Regions from separate parts of the Mus musculus genome. Here region 1 is linked to region 2. A link is a loop called in an ENCODE intact Hi-C map of the cell type or tissue named here. Cell type or tissue: left cerebral cortex. All regions are shown on one strand.

The links. A loop is a pair of places that touch in the nucleus more often than their neighbours do. Peaks named below come from ENCODE experiments on the same cell type or tissue, not always from the same donor. Only the 100,000 strongest peaks of a DNase experiment are listed, where the experiment ranks them.
Region 1: a loop joins it to region 2, with 2.4 times the contacts of the local background. A loop is called at or near these places in 6 of 42 quality-filtered maps.

Annotation. Positions count from the first base shown.
Region 1 is chr1:167,893,232-167,901,231 of GRCm38, forward strand. No RefSeq gene overlaps it. Among named protein-coding and RNA genes, the nearest start is that of Lmx1a, 210 kb to the left of the region's middle. In left cerebral cortex, a CTCF peak has its summit at 3,247 (motif pointing left); a DNase peak (open chromatin) is centred at 3,191.
Region 2 is chr1:167,687,276-167,695,275 of GRCm38, forward strand. It overlaps Lmx1a (LIM homeobox transcription factor 1 alpha), which reads left to right and starts at 2,283. Exons shown (of 8, transcript NM_033652.5): 1 at 2,283-2,575; 2 at 4,706-4,892. The coding sequence starts at 2,500. In left cerebral cortex, no CTCF peak of the experiment used is centred here; a DNase peak (open chromatin) is centred at 4,898; H3K4me3 peaks cover 507 bases.

The sequences.
Region 1 (8,000 bases), 210 kb after region 2:
CTACAGTGTTTTCTAAGTTTATGGGGATGAATGAGAACCTAGTGTCCTGGCCCCATGTTCAGGACACTTTCTATCATAACTCATTGAGCTGTTGCTCAAGATGTAATGCAGTGTTCAGCGGTAATATGACCAATTCAAAGAAACGCACTGGAGCAGTCTACCCTGAGGAAGATGAGCGGACTCAAGAGTGAGGCTCTATGTGCTGAATCTAATTCTACATGCCACATTTCCCAAACAAAGTTTCTCGTGTTTCAGTTTCCCAGAAAGATGACTGCAGTTACGTGGGAAAGAAAACTTACCTATTTCCACTCACTGGGCCAGCACCAGCCACTGGAGGTCACGTGGCTTTAATTTGTATGGAGACACTGCAGGAACCCAGAGCAAAGCTGTTGAGTGGATACATTAATAAAAGAAAGTGAACCCATGAATGAACCCTTGAGTTACACAAAGCTAAGTGGGTTCTTTGTATCAAGTTCCCCAGAAACGAATTCTTGGTGAGGACTTTATAAATGTATAAAAGAAAAGCTTCCCCCACAGAAGCCAGAAGAACAAAGACAGGGAAAGCAAAAGCCAAGACAGAGCAAGTTGTTGTTGTTGTTGTTGTTGTTGTTGTTGTTGTTGGTGGTGGTGGTGGTGGTGGTGGTGGTGGTGGTAGGGACTCTGAGCCTTAAAGTACATTACAGGCTTGAACCACGTCAAGGCAAGGGTCTTAGTATACAAGACCCTCTTGGCATGAGCTTCCTAGAGCTGTGAGCTCTTAAGTCTCTTAGGCTTTCTGGGCACTTGGCACTTCTGCGAGGGGTATGGAGGCTTGGGGCTGGTAGGAAGAAGTGTGAGGTCCCCCAAAAACCAGCTACTCACTAGCAATTCTTGCTTCTCCAAGTATTTAGTATGTACACCCGTAAGGGACCCCAAATCAAATGCTCAGTGTTTGAAAAGATTAAAAGCTTTTGGCACATTTGTTTTGCTTTCATGGTTTCCCAAACCAGTATGTATGCATCTCTGTCTGTCTGTGTGCATCTCTGTGTGTCCGTATGTGTGTGTGTCTGTAATGTGTGTATCTGTATATCTGCGTGTATGTGTGTGTGCTTCTACTGTATATGTATGAAACACTGCTTCCATTTGGCTCTTATGTAAATATCTTAAGGAGATGTGATATTGTGTAAATGGGTGTAAGTTTGGCCATAATTCTCTGAGTTCTAGCACATTCTTGCTGCTTGTCTTGTATGTCAGTGATTTTAGATAGTGTGTGAGTGTGTGTGTGTGTGTGTGTGTGTGTGTGTGTGTGTGTATGTGTGTGTGTGTGTATGTGTGTGTGTGTGTCTGTGTGTGTGTGTCTGTGTGTGTGTGTCTGTGTGTGTGTGTGTGTCTGTGTGTGTGTGTGTGTGTGTGTGTGTGTGTGTGTGTGTGTGTGTGTGTGTGTGTGTGGTGTGTCTGGAACCTAAGTTCTCACTCATGGTGGACAAACGTTCTACCAAACAGCTCTGGCCCCAGCCACATATGCTTTTAAGAATGGGAAGCATTTAATGTCCCTTGGGTCAAATAAGAGGGAATCTTTTATAAAAAACAAAAAACAAAACAAAACCAAAAAAACCTTCTGTGTCATTTTGGTCTTGTGCTCCAGGGATCTGAAACATAGGTAGAACATCTGAATTAGTAACATGAAATGTACACGTCTCCCAAAACTTGTAAAAATTACGAAGAATTCAGAGAATCAGCTTTAAACACTTTCTTTCAAAATCCAGCAGAATCATAAATTCCATCACCTTTCCATCATTAGCAGCTAATAGCTAAGGCCAGGGACAGCTAAGGCCAGGGACAGCTAAGGCCAGGGACAGCTAAGACCAGGGATAGCTAAGGCCAGGGATAGCTAAGGCAAGGAATGCATTTTGGCTGCTTTTTCCAAAGAGCTGAAAATTTAGAAAGAATGCTCTAAATTTAAAGTAATTCCGTCTCAGGGCTGGGAATGGAAGTAAAAAGAAGCAGGGGTGAGAAAGGAAGGGGGACCTTTTATCCACGTCTCTGGGGCCAAATAGCTGGTCCATCATCCCTGAAGACCCGCAGGAATTGGTCCTCAAAAACTAAGGCAACTACTTAATTATATTTACTTTCAGTGACGGGGATTGACCTTAGTGCCAAAAGCATGCTAGGTCTCTGCTCTCTTTTGTTTATTTATTTATTTTTTAAATTGTAAGTAGGGTCTCACTTAAGTTGCTCTTGAACTCACTCTATAGCCCACGCAGGCCTTGAACTTGTGATCCTCCTGTCTGAGCCTCCAGAGTAGCGAGGATTGCTGAGTTTATGTTTTTTGACCTGAAAAATTTCTGAATTCAGATGAGAAGGAAATGCATCTTAGTTCCCCAAATACCAAGTGGTAGAGTAAGCCACTGAGTCCTATCGGATGGAATTCTGCAGATACAGAGCTGAGCTGGCCGACTGGATTTTCTTCATTTGTATTAGCAGCACAGCCAGAGCCACTCCGAACCCCTGTTCATCTCTCTGGTTGCAATAACCTTTTGAAGTGATTCTGAAAAATCCAACAGTGTACATGTTCTTGCTGGCCAAAGTCCCAGAAGAGATGATGGTTTTCAAATGTTTTCATTGTGTGTTGGAGTTAGTTCCTGTCCTGTAAGCAGACAATTGGCTCCGTGAGCTGATCTGCTTTCATTAGAGCTCTACCACTTGGAAGTCCAGAGTTTGAATTTACCCTGAATATTTAGTGGTGGCACAGGCCATTGGCCATGAAGCCATCAGTGACAGCTTTGAGGAAAAGGAGCCAATAACAAAGCCGGAAGGCAGAGACAGGGACCCCCAGCCCAAAGCCATTCGTCTTTACTTGATTTATTTCCATGCATCTTTCCACATGTGCGTGTGTGTGTGTGTGTGTGTGTGTGTGTGTGTGTGTGTTCGCGCGTGCGTGCGTGCACATTGTGCACATCTTTCTCTGCAGCATGTATCTCTCTTTCTCAGTGTCCTAGAATAGACTGAACTACTTCAGTTTAAACTTCCTGTGCACTCAACAATTCCTATTCGGTTGGGAACCTACATAGTCAAGAAAGAAAATTTCCACAAACCAAGAGCCATCCCACAGATGAGAGTGCTATGCTATATTATATCACAGCAGTGTTTGCTTTTAGACACTGGCTTTAGCACTAACTCAGCTCAGGATGCTAAAAATAATAGAAACCCTTAGCCGCCTCCTCCTCTGGTCAGTTTTCCATTTTCGGGTGTGTAGACTGCCCTCTAGTGGGCATCTATTGCAAATGTGGAGCCGAGTATGCTTGCTCCCCAAAGAAGACCAGGATTTATAAGACTGAACACAGAGCCTTTATCAAGTACCAGGCCGGGATGAACCAAGACCGTCTCTTGACATTTACTCCTCGTTCTGGTAAGTTGGTGTTCTCCAGTAGATTTTCTACAGTGATGTGAACACTCAGGTTCTGTGTCACCCGATATGTATTTCACTACGTCCTGAGGATTCAGGTTGGCTAGAGAGAATGAGGGAGGGGATTTATTTCACAAGAGGGAGCATTAAGCATCTGAGATCACACAGTGGTGCGGTGGTCCAGCAGTGAGTAGTCTCTTTCCACTGCTGTGCAATGGAGTCTTGGTCAAGTCCATGTTTTAATCACTTCCAAAGAAAACCCTAGGGCTCTTAAATCGTCACTCCTCACTTTCAGCTTCAGGTCAGTTCCTGGAAACCACCGATCTATATCTGGTCTCTCTGGCATATCTACTCAGGAAAATCTATATAAACGGAATAATCTGTGATGTGACCTCATGCATCTGGTTCACTTACCATTATATTTCACGTCTGTTCCCCCACCACCACCACCACACACACACACACACACACACACACACACACACACACACACACTGTAGCAAGTACCAATGCCTATCCCTCCTTGGCTGCGTATTTTTGTTTATGGGTGTAGTACATTCTGTCAGTTCATTCATTTAGTGATGGAAACTTGAGTCCTTTCCAGGGTTGGCTTATGTGACTAGTGAACTATGGACGTCCATGCATAGGAATCTGTTCCAGCACCCGTTGTCGTTCTTTTGAATTGAAATCCACATTGGAGTGGACTTGCTGGTATGTGTAAATGTCTTTTTCTTTAGGAGGATCCACCAAGCCTTTTTCTAATAAACTGAATATTTTACTTTCTACCGTTTTAAGTTCTTTTAAGTTCATTTATAAGTGTGTGTGTGTGTGTGTGTGTGTGTGTGTGTGTGTGTGTGTGTACTTACCTGAGTTTGTGTACCATGTGCGTGCAGTGGCAAGAAGAGGGAGCTGAATTTCCTAGAGCTATAGTTACACGTGGTTGTGAGCCACTATGTGGGTGCTGGGAACGGAAACCAGGTCTTCTGCAAGAGCACCAAGTGCTTAATCCCAGAGCCGCCTTTCTAGCGTCTTTTCTACCACTTCAACTAATGTCTACATTGCGATCAGACCCAAGGACTCAAAAGCACCCTGATTCTGTCTAAGGACTTGTTCTGGAGAAATGGCAGTAGAAGCCAGGCATCATGTAGCAACGTTGGATTTTTTTTTTTCCTGAGAGGTCCTGAGAGGCCATTGTGTGAAGCAGTACATGTGGAGGCTTAGCTTGTAATAGAGACTTGGGATGCTGGAGATGTTGAAATGGAAATATCTTCTGATTGTAGGCACCAAGTATAACCTGCCCAAGAGAAAGACCATGTGTGCCCGCCAGGAAGCATGGCTTTAACAAGCTCAATAAAACCCATGGGAGCTCACATCAGGCCAGCACAAGTCCAGGATATTGCCACCGAGCTAAGAACCTGGGTTTCCCCTACTAGATTGTCTGGTCTTGCTCGAATCTGATGTACCCTCATTGTTCTCTTTAGGGACAGGTGTGTCTATTCTGTGCATTATGTATTAAAGTATGTAATGTAATAGAAAATTACAGGGGCTGGAAAGATGGCTCAGCTGTTAAGAGCACTGACTGTTCTTCCAGAGGTCCTGAGTTCAAGTCCCAGCAACCACATGGTGGCTCACAACCATCTGTAATGGGATCTGATACCCTCCTCTGGTATGTCTGAAGACAGCTACGGTATACTCATATACATAAAATAAATAAATCTTTAAAAAGAGAGAGAGAAAATTACAGGATCCCACAGCTAAGAGTTTTCATTGAGTCTCAAGAGACATTGGACTCTATTTGAAGTGGAGCCTTGATACATCATATATGACCTGTGTTATGATCACAAGTGCTTAAAATAGAACATTAAGTTTTGAGGAAGCATCTTGCTCATGGCGGGTTCGTTCACTCTTTCTCCCAGGTTCCTTATATTCTTCTCCCCTGAAGCAACACATTCCCATTCTCTCTGTTCTCTGAATGCTTTCTTGCATTTTAATTTATTTATTTGTGTGTGTGTATGTCTGCACCTGTGTGTATGCACCTATGAGTGTATGCACATGTGTGGGTGGGTGGGTGTGTGCTTATACATGTTCACGCACATGCCATGGCCCATGTGTGTAGGTCCAAGAGCAATTTGGGAAACATGCATCCTGGGTAATCAAACTCAGGTCCTCAGATGTGACAGCAAGCGCTGGCCCTCGTTGGATGGTTGGATGCGAGAGTCTGGGGTATTGCTGAGATACTATTTGTTGACATAGAAATGCACATGCTTTTCACAATTAGATGGTACCACAATTAGATGCTGAGAGGTTATCTGATTATGTGAAATCTGGCTGGTGGGAAAGGATGACTTTTTCTGAAACATATTCATTCTCACACTTTTATCAAGTGAATCACTCTGAAGGTGATGCAGTACTTACAGGAGGCAGAAGTTGCATGTTATTCCCCAGTAATCAATACTCAAAAGAGATAAGACCACATTAGACACATACTAATTCATTTTACTGTCCTCATGAGGACTGATTTGCATTCTTGAGGCTCTATCATTTTTTGGCACTTAGACCCACCTTGACCCAATGATTACCCAAGGACTCGTAACCTTTCGATTGACAAGATGGTTGTACGTGAAAGGGTGTTGCTTTACTTACTGTTCCCTACAGTAGCGGGCTCGGGTCCTCTCGGAGCCTTAGAGCCTGTGGCTGAGGCTGATAATTAGGCTTAATAATAAGGTTGGCTTAGGGGTTGGATAGCCAAATATGCAATCTGGAGAGTTCAAAAATTCACCGAGTGGCTGCCTCTCTGTTCTTCATTCCTGAATCAGCTTTCTCGGGTTACTGTCCTTTCGACCAAACAAAGTCATAATCACAGGGAAAGGATTTCAACCACACATCTGCTGGAGAACAAGCAAGACCATTCTATCCACCTGCATAATCAAAGCAGCTCCTAAATTACACAGGGCACAGTGATGACCTGGAATCCAACTACTGGAGCCATCATGCTGGAGGTCCATAACCCTTGGGGGCGGGGGGGAACCCAGAGTGACAGGAAAGATGCATTATGGGATGTGCTTAGGCCTCATCACCACCTCCTCACTCAGCTCAGAGACCCAGGTCAGAGCAGGTCTTTGCTCAGATGGACCCAAACCCAGGGCAGAAGGAGCGAGTGTTAAAGGAGAAGCAAGCAGGATGGTGATGTTTCTATGGGACACTCCACAGCTAAAGTTCAAATCGACCTCTGCACTGGAGTTCCCTGGTGATTCCCTATTGATATAATGATGATTGATATGTTTCCCTTCACAAAAAGAAGAGCTATGCAAATAGATTGTTTAGTGAGCACTGGGATCCTAGCTGTTTCCTCCCCCTATCTCCTTGCAGAGTAGCCATGGCTGGATTTAATGTAGGGTACATTTTTTCGAGAGAACTCTATTTTTATGGCTTCCCCTTCACCTTCTAGAACCTGACTCCTGTGTTCTGGAAGAAGGGCAACCCACAGTTTTGGCGCTGATAGATATATCTTTCTCCGTGGTTTTCTGCCCAGTGAGACTTGCTTATCCCCCTACCCATGAGTGGTGCAGGCTGTAAGACTGTGGAGTCATGACTCAGGGAAGCATCCCAGCATGGAGGACGTTGGTACCTACACAGACGGAACCGGGTAGATGTTATAGCTGGACAGTTTGGAGAATGAAATGAAGATGATGACAAACTGATCTTTTCTTCCTGGGTGACCTGGTGGCCACAGTGTGGGAACTTCACACATGGGCTCAGGCCAACCTCTGACCACATCTTTGCTATCTCTTCCACCATTCTCTCTCCATCCTATCCTGGCCCTCTCTTTCTTCTCCTTCTTCTGCACTTCTCTCCCCTATCCACACCCCCCATCTCTCTCCTCCCCTTACTCCATCTTTTCTTTTTGTTCCTTCCTTCATCTAGACATTCTTTCATCCAGTCTTCACGCATGGTCCATCGGAGAGCAGAAGCGTGGTAGGCAGCCTTACATGGCCACAGAGAGCAGCACCAAGCTGCCCATCAAGCCGTCTGCCCTGTTTATTTCTCTTCCCTTCCTTTTATTTTCCTTACCCTTCTCACCTAGATTTGTGGTCCTAGAGATTGAAGCTAAGGCCATGTGGATGCTAGGTAGGTGCTGTATCCCTGGTTTACAGTCTTTCCCATTTTGAGATGGAGTTTAGGTATTCGGCCAAGGCTGTCCTGAAGTTTAGAAGGGCTCTAAACTCTCAATCTTCCCTCCCTCAAGTTTGTGAGTGCTGAAATTACAGGTGTGCACCACCAAGCCCAGCTTTCCCATGTCCTTTTCTTCTTATCTTTGTGTGTGTGTGCACATGTAAAGGCCAGAGGTTGATAGCAGTGCTTTCTTCTATTGCTCTTAGTCTGGTTTTTATGCAAATGCTGAGGTTTGAACTCAGGACTTTGTGCACAGCAAGTGCTTTACCTAATGAATGATCATCTCTGCTTCAGCCACCGTGCAGCTCCGGGAAACTTTTTTCTAAGAAGTGCATCCAAGGGGATCCAGCCTTCACTGTGTCTGTACTTTTCTTATTTGGGACTCAGTCCCAACTGTTTCTGTTTGTGTGTACTTACCTGGTTGCATGGGCTCTTTCTACAG
Region 2 (8,000 bases):
TACCTCACAGGTTTGTCATAGAGATCAAGCAAAACCATGAATATAGGAGCACCCTAAAAAGTTTAAAGCAGTATTCTAATATAGGGTATTAAACTCTCTGCCCTTTCCCCTTGTTCCTCTAAAGTCATATTCTGCGTTTGGCGTGTGCTTGCAGATAGAACACACTTAGGATGCTGCGGGTGGGCAGGGTGTGTGTGTGTGTGTGTGTGTGTGTGTGTCCCTAAGCACAGAAGAGCTTGTTGGACATAAGTTCAGGAAGAGATCTTTTCCTTGGTGAAGGGCACTAGGGAATACTTGCTTACATGGTATGTCTTCTGACCATGCTATAGCGCTGGATTACTGCCACCGAGTTCCTCGCAGTGTAGAAGTGAGGGTGCCCTAGAGAAGCCCATGGAATTGGACCTCCCAACGGTGTTCTGGAGAGCAGGCTAGAATTTCACGTGGACAGGTGTCCCATTTCCTTAGGGCAACCCGAACACTGAGACTATAATTTTCCCCACCTTAAAATTTAAAGATTAGATAAGTTGGCTACGGAATAAAGATTGGCACAAAATTAATGGTCGATAAAATGTTAGCCAACGCAATGATGTGTTTATTGAGTCACTTGGCCCCAGGCTTTTCTTGGAATAGAGGAGCAAGACCCTGTTCCTGCCTCTAGAGAGGCTGGAGGGCTGTCGCTGCAGAATGTTATGAATCACAGGGAATTAAAAACTGCCCCCAGGATCTTCTTTTCTAAGAAAAGTCCCCTTGGCTGACTTCTAGTCTAGCATCCAGCCAGCAGGATAGGATAGAGGGAGCCTGATTCAAGGTTTGGCCATGGGTCCCATTATTGCATTTCCCAGCAGTGAAGTAGTTTCAGCCAGAAACGGTGAGTTGAGTTTTAAGCCAAAACAAATTTGTAAGTTGCAGGAGCAAGTGGGTGAATGAAAATCCGAAGAGCTTGGAGCTTCTGGTGCCAGAGTTCACAAAGCAGAGAGGATTGGGGTTGGGGGCTCTAGGCGATCCCCGCGACCTCCAGGTGTCTGAGGTTAGTCATCACTTACGGTGCAGATCCGAGAGCAACCGGATCCCCATCCCGCCCGCGTGAAGTCTAGGTGGCACGGATCTCTGCCGAGTCTGGGGTGTAGCTCCCCCGGGGCAACCGTTCCACGTGGAGAGAAGGAAAAGTTTGGCGCGTCCGGGAGGTCCGGGCAGCAGACTGGAGCATCAGGCTGTAGCCTCGCGGTGGGTCGAGCAGCCAAGCCGGGGAAACAGAGCACCGCGGGCCCCGCCACGGGACGCGCTCCCAGGCCCCCGCCCTGCGCACCCCACCCCCTTCCCGGGCCGCGCACGCAGCCAGCGGCCACTGTCAGAAACCGCCCGAGCCGCCTCGAAGAAGGCAGGGCGGACTTTGCACCCAGGACCCTGGGCCTCCGGTTCCACCGCCGATCTTGGAGCAGCCGCCTGGTTTCCCCTTCCCGGCTGCAGAGCGGCGCGTGTTGGCGGGACGTCCCGAGGAGGATCGGCGGCTTGAGGCCACGGCCCGGCCCCACTCCGGCGCGCCGAGGAGCGGAATCGGGGGCCGGCGTTCGCTCCTGCTCTCTCCCGGGTGCGCCGGAGTCCGGGCGGCTGCTCTGGCTGCAGCCTAGGGGACGCCTCCTCCCTCCGCCAAAGCTGCCCGGCGTCTCCCGGCCACTTCGCGCTGCTCCGGACGCTGGGCGCGAGCTCGCCCATCAGGTAAGGAAGGCTGCGGGGATCCTTAGGCTCCGGCTCGGGCGGGCGTGTTTCTGAAAGTTGATTTGAAATGCATCCAAGAGTGAACCGGGCCAGTCGCGGCTCCTCCCCAAGGCGACTCCTTTGCTCCTGCAGACGTTCCCGGCACTGGCCGACCGGCGGGAGGACCTCCCCGCGCGCCCCGCACGCCTACTCCCGAGCGCCCCCCCCCCACCCCCCAAGCAGAGCGCTGCGCCAGGAGTACGGAAGCAGGCGGGACAGTCTCCGAGTCCCTTACTCTGCCTCTCTCTAAGACAGGTGAGGGTCGAAAGTGAGTGGTGGTGCCACTGGGATATCGGACCTGGTTGGTCCCGGCTTGGCCCTGGCTCTGAGAGCAGGCGTACCCCCACCCCATCACACAGAGTACCATAGTTCTAGTGGTGGGATCCCTAGGGGCCACATTAGTATAGGATGGGGCGGAGTCGGTCTTGGAATGGGAAACCTGGGGACAGGGGTGGGGGTGGGGGTTAGGAGAACGCAGTTAGGGGGCGGAGGCCTTAGCACATAACGCGTTGACTTCAAGTGAAATCAGAGCCGTCCGAGCAGTTCACGGTGGCTCTTCTCTCTCCTCCCACCTTACATTTCCCTTGTCTGGACTCTACCCTCTAGGCTCATTCTTGTCGCCCTGGACACTGCTTCTGTCCTGTCCCAGGAGAGTGGCAACTGAGGGTGCGGAGTCCCAACAGGCACGGGAAGCTAGACTCAACCGTTCCTCCGCTCTACAGGTCCTCCTGGCTCACCCCGAACATGTTGGACGGCCTGAAGATGGAGGAGAACTTTCAAAGTGCGATTGAGACCTCGGCATCTTTCTCCTCTTTGCTGGGTAAGTGTTCAACCGCATGCTCCCTAGAGCATCCTCCTTCTGCCGGGGCCGGGAGCTCAGTACGTCAGGTCTCTGATACTGGGTTAAGCGACCAGACTAGCACCCTCTTCGCGCGCACACAGAGGTGCCCACAATCTCTGTCTTTCCGTGTCCATCAGTCCTTTTGAGTCGTCCCTACCTAAATACAACCATCAAGCCTCCCCAGGCTTCACGAGTTCAACATCGAATTCCCCAAAGCCTTGAGGGGCGGGCGAGCATGTTCACAAGGCATTTGAGTGGCAAGTGATTAATAATACCCAGGGCTGGATTTTTAATCACGGAGCTGATCGACGGCTCATAAATGCCACCGGTTTCTCAGAGGCCTGTGTCCTAGCATGAGAGATCCGAGGCCCAGAGCGCCCAGGTTCTTCTCTTCCCCCACCAACTGCAGCCCCAATTTTAGTATTGGGCATGGCCGAGAGGCTTTTCCGGGCTGGTGGGCAGCGCTGCGCTGGGATTAGCTTGCACGGCGGGGCCCTTGCCTGGTCTTTAATTAACTGAAGCCGGACCCCTGTTCCGCAAGCTTGGTATCCCTCTACCCCCAACCCAGCCACTTCGAAGGAGCAGAGAATAGAGAGATCCAAAGAGTCATACCCATGGGTCTTTCAGAGTTCAGGCTTGTTTTGCCAGTGTCTCTTCAACTCTCCCTTTGGAATTTTCAAGTTTGGAGAAAAAAATGTTTTGTTTTGTTTTGTTTTTAAATTTTCTTTCTTCCTGTGTTTCTTCCCGCTTCTTTCTGAAGGAGAGATTTTTCTTTTATTTAAACCTCTTGCCTCTTTCTCTAACTTTAGAACCAATAGAGTGGGGCTGAAAAAATTTCGATTATAGAAACCATGTCCAGAGAGAAATCGCCCACTCCACCCCAACAGTTCAGAGGAAACGAAATTACAAAACCCATGCCCTCTTCTTTCAACCTCCCTTTCGAAATTGTCAGGATTTTCTCCCCAGAGCAAGAAGGAAGACGCAGGCTAGAGCCTGTGTGCGGACTCAGGCACACTGGGTTTGGTTCTCTGCACCATGAGACCCGCGACCCATCCTATGGTTTGTCCCAACCATAGGATGGGGTGCTGAGACCAAGACAACAGAAATTTACAATTGAGAACGACCACTTTCTCCCCAGGCCTTCTTGCTGGCTTCCCACCACACAAAACGACCTGTCCAGCTTACAAAGCAGAAAGTGAGATTAGTGTAGTGGTATGGAGAAGGATCGTCCCTTTGGGACATCACAGACAAGAGTGTTCTTGTGGGACAAGGGCTTCTTTAAACGGTTGTGAAAATTGTCAACAAAGGCGGCCAAGTATTTCTCCCTTGCTTGTTGGGGGCAAGGGGGGGGGCTGGAACAAGACCCGAAGGGAAAAAGTCAAAAAGGTCAAAGGGTAGGGCAGAGAAGATTCTCTGACTGAGCTAAGAGGTTTGTTGCTCCAATCAGCGCTTCTGAGCGCAGAAGATCTAGAATTCTCTGGCCAGCACCCTTCTCAGGGTCTCTGCGCTCAGCTATTATTTTTCCCCATCTTGACGTTTCCTAATTATGAAAAGCCACCTGCAATTTTCACGCCAAACAAGACATAGGAGAGATTCACTAGTTTGCACAGTACTGAGCTCACGTAGGGAGAGATGGTATTTTTCTGCCCCCGCAGGCCGCCTTTTATGAAGAAAACAGAAAATGATAATTTTCCTTAAAAAAATAGAACTCAGTTGCAAGCAAATTATTATCGATCATTTAAAAGTAGTCAAAGGACACAAATACAGTGATTTAATGATTAATGACGACTTGAGAGTCCTGGGAGCACAAATTTATATGTAATCTAATTTAAAGGCGTAGTGAAAGCTCGCAATATACCTGGATCTGTCTAATAACTAAGACCATTTATTGACTTCAGCCCCCTCCCTCGCTAAAATTTATACCTTGCTACTTAGTCTTTATGTATTAGTAACGTCATCGTCACTTGGTTTGATTTTTCGGAATATCTGATCATCAGAGGAGCTTCCTGAGGGTGCAAGGCCCAGGGTGGGTCTAATCCTATCGAGAGCAGGTTTGGCTGGGGTTAGCTTGCCGGTGTGGCTCACCGGCAACATCTGTTGCTGTTGTAGGCAGAGCGGTGAGCCCCAAGTCTGTCTGCGAGGGCTGTCAGCGGGTCATCTCGGACAGGTTTCTGCTGCGGCTCAACGACAGCTTCTGGCACGAGCAATGCGTGCAGTGTGCCTCCTGCAAAGAGCCCCTGGAGACCACCTGCTTCTACCGGGACAAGAAGCTCTACTGCAAGTACCACTACGAGAAGTAAGTGCCTGCTTCGCCGGAGCGCGCCCACTCACCTCCACGGGTGTGCGCTGGGGACCGTGTCCTCCTGCACCCTCTTCGAGGAGGCACTCGCAGGAAAGGCCAGTAAATCTCGCGCATCCGCGTTCGGTACACTCCCCGGGTTGCGGGAAGTCCATCCGTATGCACAACTTGGGGCCCGGGAGAGCCGCAATGCGGGGTTTTTGGTTTTGTTTTTGTTTTGCCGCGAACATATTTTCAAATCATTCCAAGTTCATCAACCCGGGCCAGGGCATTCACAGAGATCACTTTGCCGGGGAGCGGGGAGCTAGCGACTAGCGACCCTTTTTTTCCATTTCATCTTTCTCAAGGGTTTGCATGGCTCTGGAGTTTGTGCCCATCAGTAAGGATCGGGTGGTTTCTGTCCCGTGGGCACATTTTTTTTTTCTCCTGGGCTTGATCAAATCAGGTTTGGAAATGACCTTTTTTGCCCTGCACCCTTGTTTGGCGTTTCCAGTAACCCCCTCTTCGGGTTTTCAGGAGTTCGTAGGCTAGAGGGAAACTGTTCTGCAGAGCGTCTCCACCCTGTTCTAGACTAGGGAAGTTATCTGACAGGACGCATGTTCGATGCTCATATCAGCATGCAGAACTGGGAGGCAGGTAATGAAGAGAGCGAGCGGTTCTTTTCCCAATCTGGATTTCTGAAATACCCTTGGGATTGTGGTGTGTGTGGTAGGATGCCCTTATTGTCAGAAGACTGGCCAGGAGGAGCCCTGCGGAAGTAAGGAGAGGAAGCTGTCTTGCATTTCAACACTGGCCAATTCATAGGGACATTGGATTCCTAGGATTGTGGAGGGCTAGCCAGAAAGAAAAATGGCTCAGAGCTCTTCTGTTTTTGTGCGCAAGGGCTGGCATATGTTGATTGTGTGTGCATGCATGCGTGTGTGTGTGTGTGTGTGTGTGTGTGTGTGTGTGTGTGTGTGTACACGGAGGAAATGCAGCCCCTTTCACTCCACTATGTGGAGAGAGGCTGAGGAAGGTCAGCGTGTGCCTGTGCCTGTGCCTGTGACGACGACGCACAGTGAAAAGAAGTGCAAAGGAGGGTTGGCTATCAAAACAAAAAACACAGGGGAAAGGAAGAACAGAGGAAAAAAAAATGGACCAAGTTAGACGCAGCAGCCACCACCACCCTCTCTGCTACTCAGTCCTCCTGCTCCGACATAAAATGCCTGACTTTTACCTCCGTGTGGAGAGACCACCAGGTCTTCCTGTTGTCTCAGAAGTGCTTTACATTTTTTTCAGAACCTAAAAAAACCAAAACCCCCCAAAACTAACAAAATCAAAAACAAAAAAACAACAAAAGCAAAAACAAATCAAAATAAAACATGCTTGCATTTATGTGAGTTGTACAATACAGAAATCAGCAAAGAAGCAAAACTCCCCCTGATCTTTATGGTAAACAATTTTGAAAGAAAAAAAAAATACTGCTGTCTGTGCTGGCTTGTCTGCTTGTAGCCCCCGAGTCCGGGTAAAAACTGTGATTTTTAGGTAATTAAGCGGATTTGGTCTATACAACGTCAAGTAGACAAAGCCTGGTGACTGCTCGCTTCCCCCCCCCCCCTGCTTTTCATGGCCGGTTTTGGTATTGTGTGAGCCCAATCTTTATCTTTCTGCTTATAGATTAGAGAAAGGTCCACATCCTTCAGGCACAACACTGGCAAATTCAAACGTATTGGAGCTTAGGGAAGGATTTGGCTTGTGATTTTTCTATTCTGTTTGTTAAAAAAAGAAAATCAGGAATCAAAGAAGGCTCAAGGGTCAACACAGCTGTCTGGCCAGTCAAATCTTCTTTAAGGAAGTCAGGCTGTGTCAAGAGGAGAAGAAACAGTTGCCTTAGAGTGCTTAACAGAACAGTATCCCTTCCATTGCAGCCCTCCAGGTTTGGGCTTATTAGCCGAGAGGGTCAGTTCTCCCCTCACAAAGCTATTTCTGCGAAGAGAAAATTGCAGGGATCAACTTGCCAGCTGTTGGTCAAAATCAAGATTTTATAGAGGGTGTGAGCTACATTGTTCAAAGACCTGTTAGTGTGATGCTGAAAGGGTTTTTTTTTTAATTTTAATTTAAAAATATTTACGGGCACATGGATATCCAAGATCAGCTTGCTTGGACTGCTCAGCTCTGAGCACAGTTTCAGAGCAAGCATGCTCGCAGCCTGTCAGTGGAGGCTGTTTTAGATTCATTTATTCCTCCCTTAAATTCCATCTCTCCTCTCTTCCCCCTCTCAGTCCCGTCTTCTCTCAGCAAACCAGCATTTTAATGTCCTCAATACTCTTAAGACACTTGATGTAGGAGGGAGTGAAGAGATGATTTCTTCTTTCTCTCTCTCTCTCTCTCTCTCTCTCTCTCTCTCTCTCTCTCTCTCTCTCTCTCTCTCCCTTCCTTCCTTCCTTCCTTCCTTCCTTCCTTTCTTTCTTTCTTTCTTTCTTTCTTTCTTTCTTTAAGTTGGGCTCAGGAAAAATTCCTTTATTCAACAGGCTTTTATGGAGCTTCTACACGTAAAACCCTGGTTGTGACGAGGAAAATCATTGGAAAATTCTTGGAGCTCGATGGCAGGCGGCTTCTAGCCTGGCACGTTTCCCATCTATTTTACCCAGACTAGCAAGGGCTTCCTGAAAAGGTTTCTCCACTTACACAGGACTAGGTATCTGCTAGAAGCTATCTGGAATGGCCACATGTTAATCCTGGAGGGTACAGCTCAACTTGGGGGCAATAGTCATGAAACTCACAGAAATTGCTTCCCCTCTTACTGCAATGGAAACCCCTCTCCCTGGATGTGTTTCCTCCACACTAAGGTCCCAGACAAGGTAAAGGGAGAGGGAAAATAAGATGTGTGTTAGATGCTAAGAGCCATGGTGGTTCATTATAGGCACTTGATAGAAAAGGGATCAGACAGTACTTTGATCCCTCAAATCTGTAAAGTGTAAGTGCTGTTTCTACATAAAGAAATGAATGAATGCATTGCACTCTCTGGTGACTGCCATGAGCACAGTTTTAGCAGCAGAGGTTATCACATTTATTTCTGCCATGTGTGTGCATTTCTGGATCATTGGAAGGTCTAGATTTGTATTT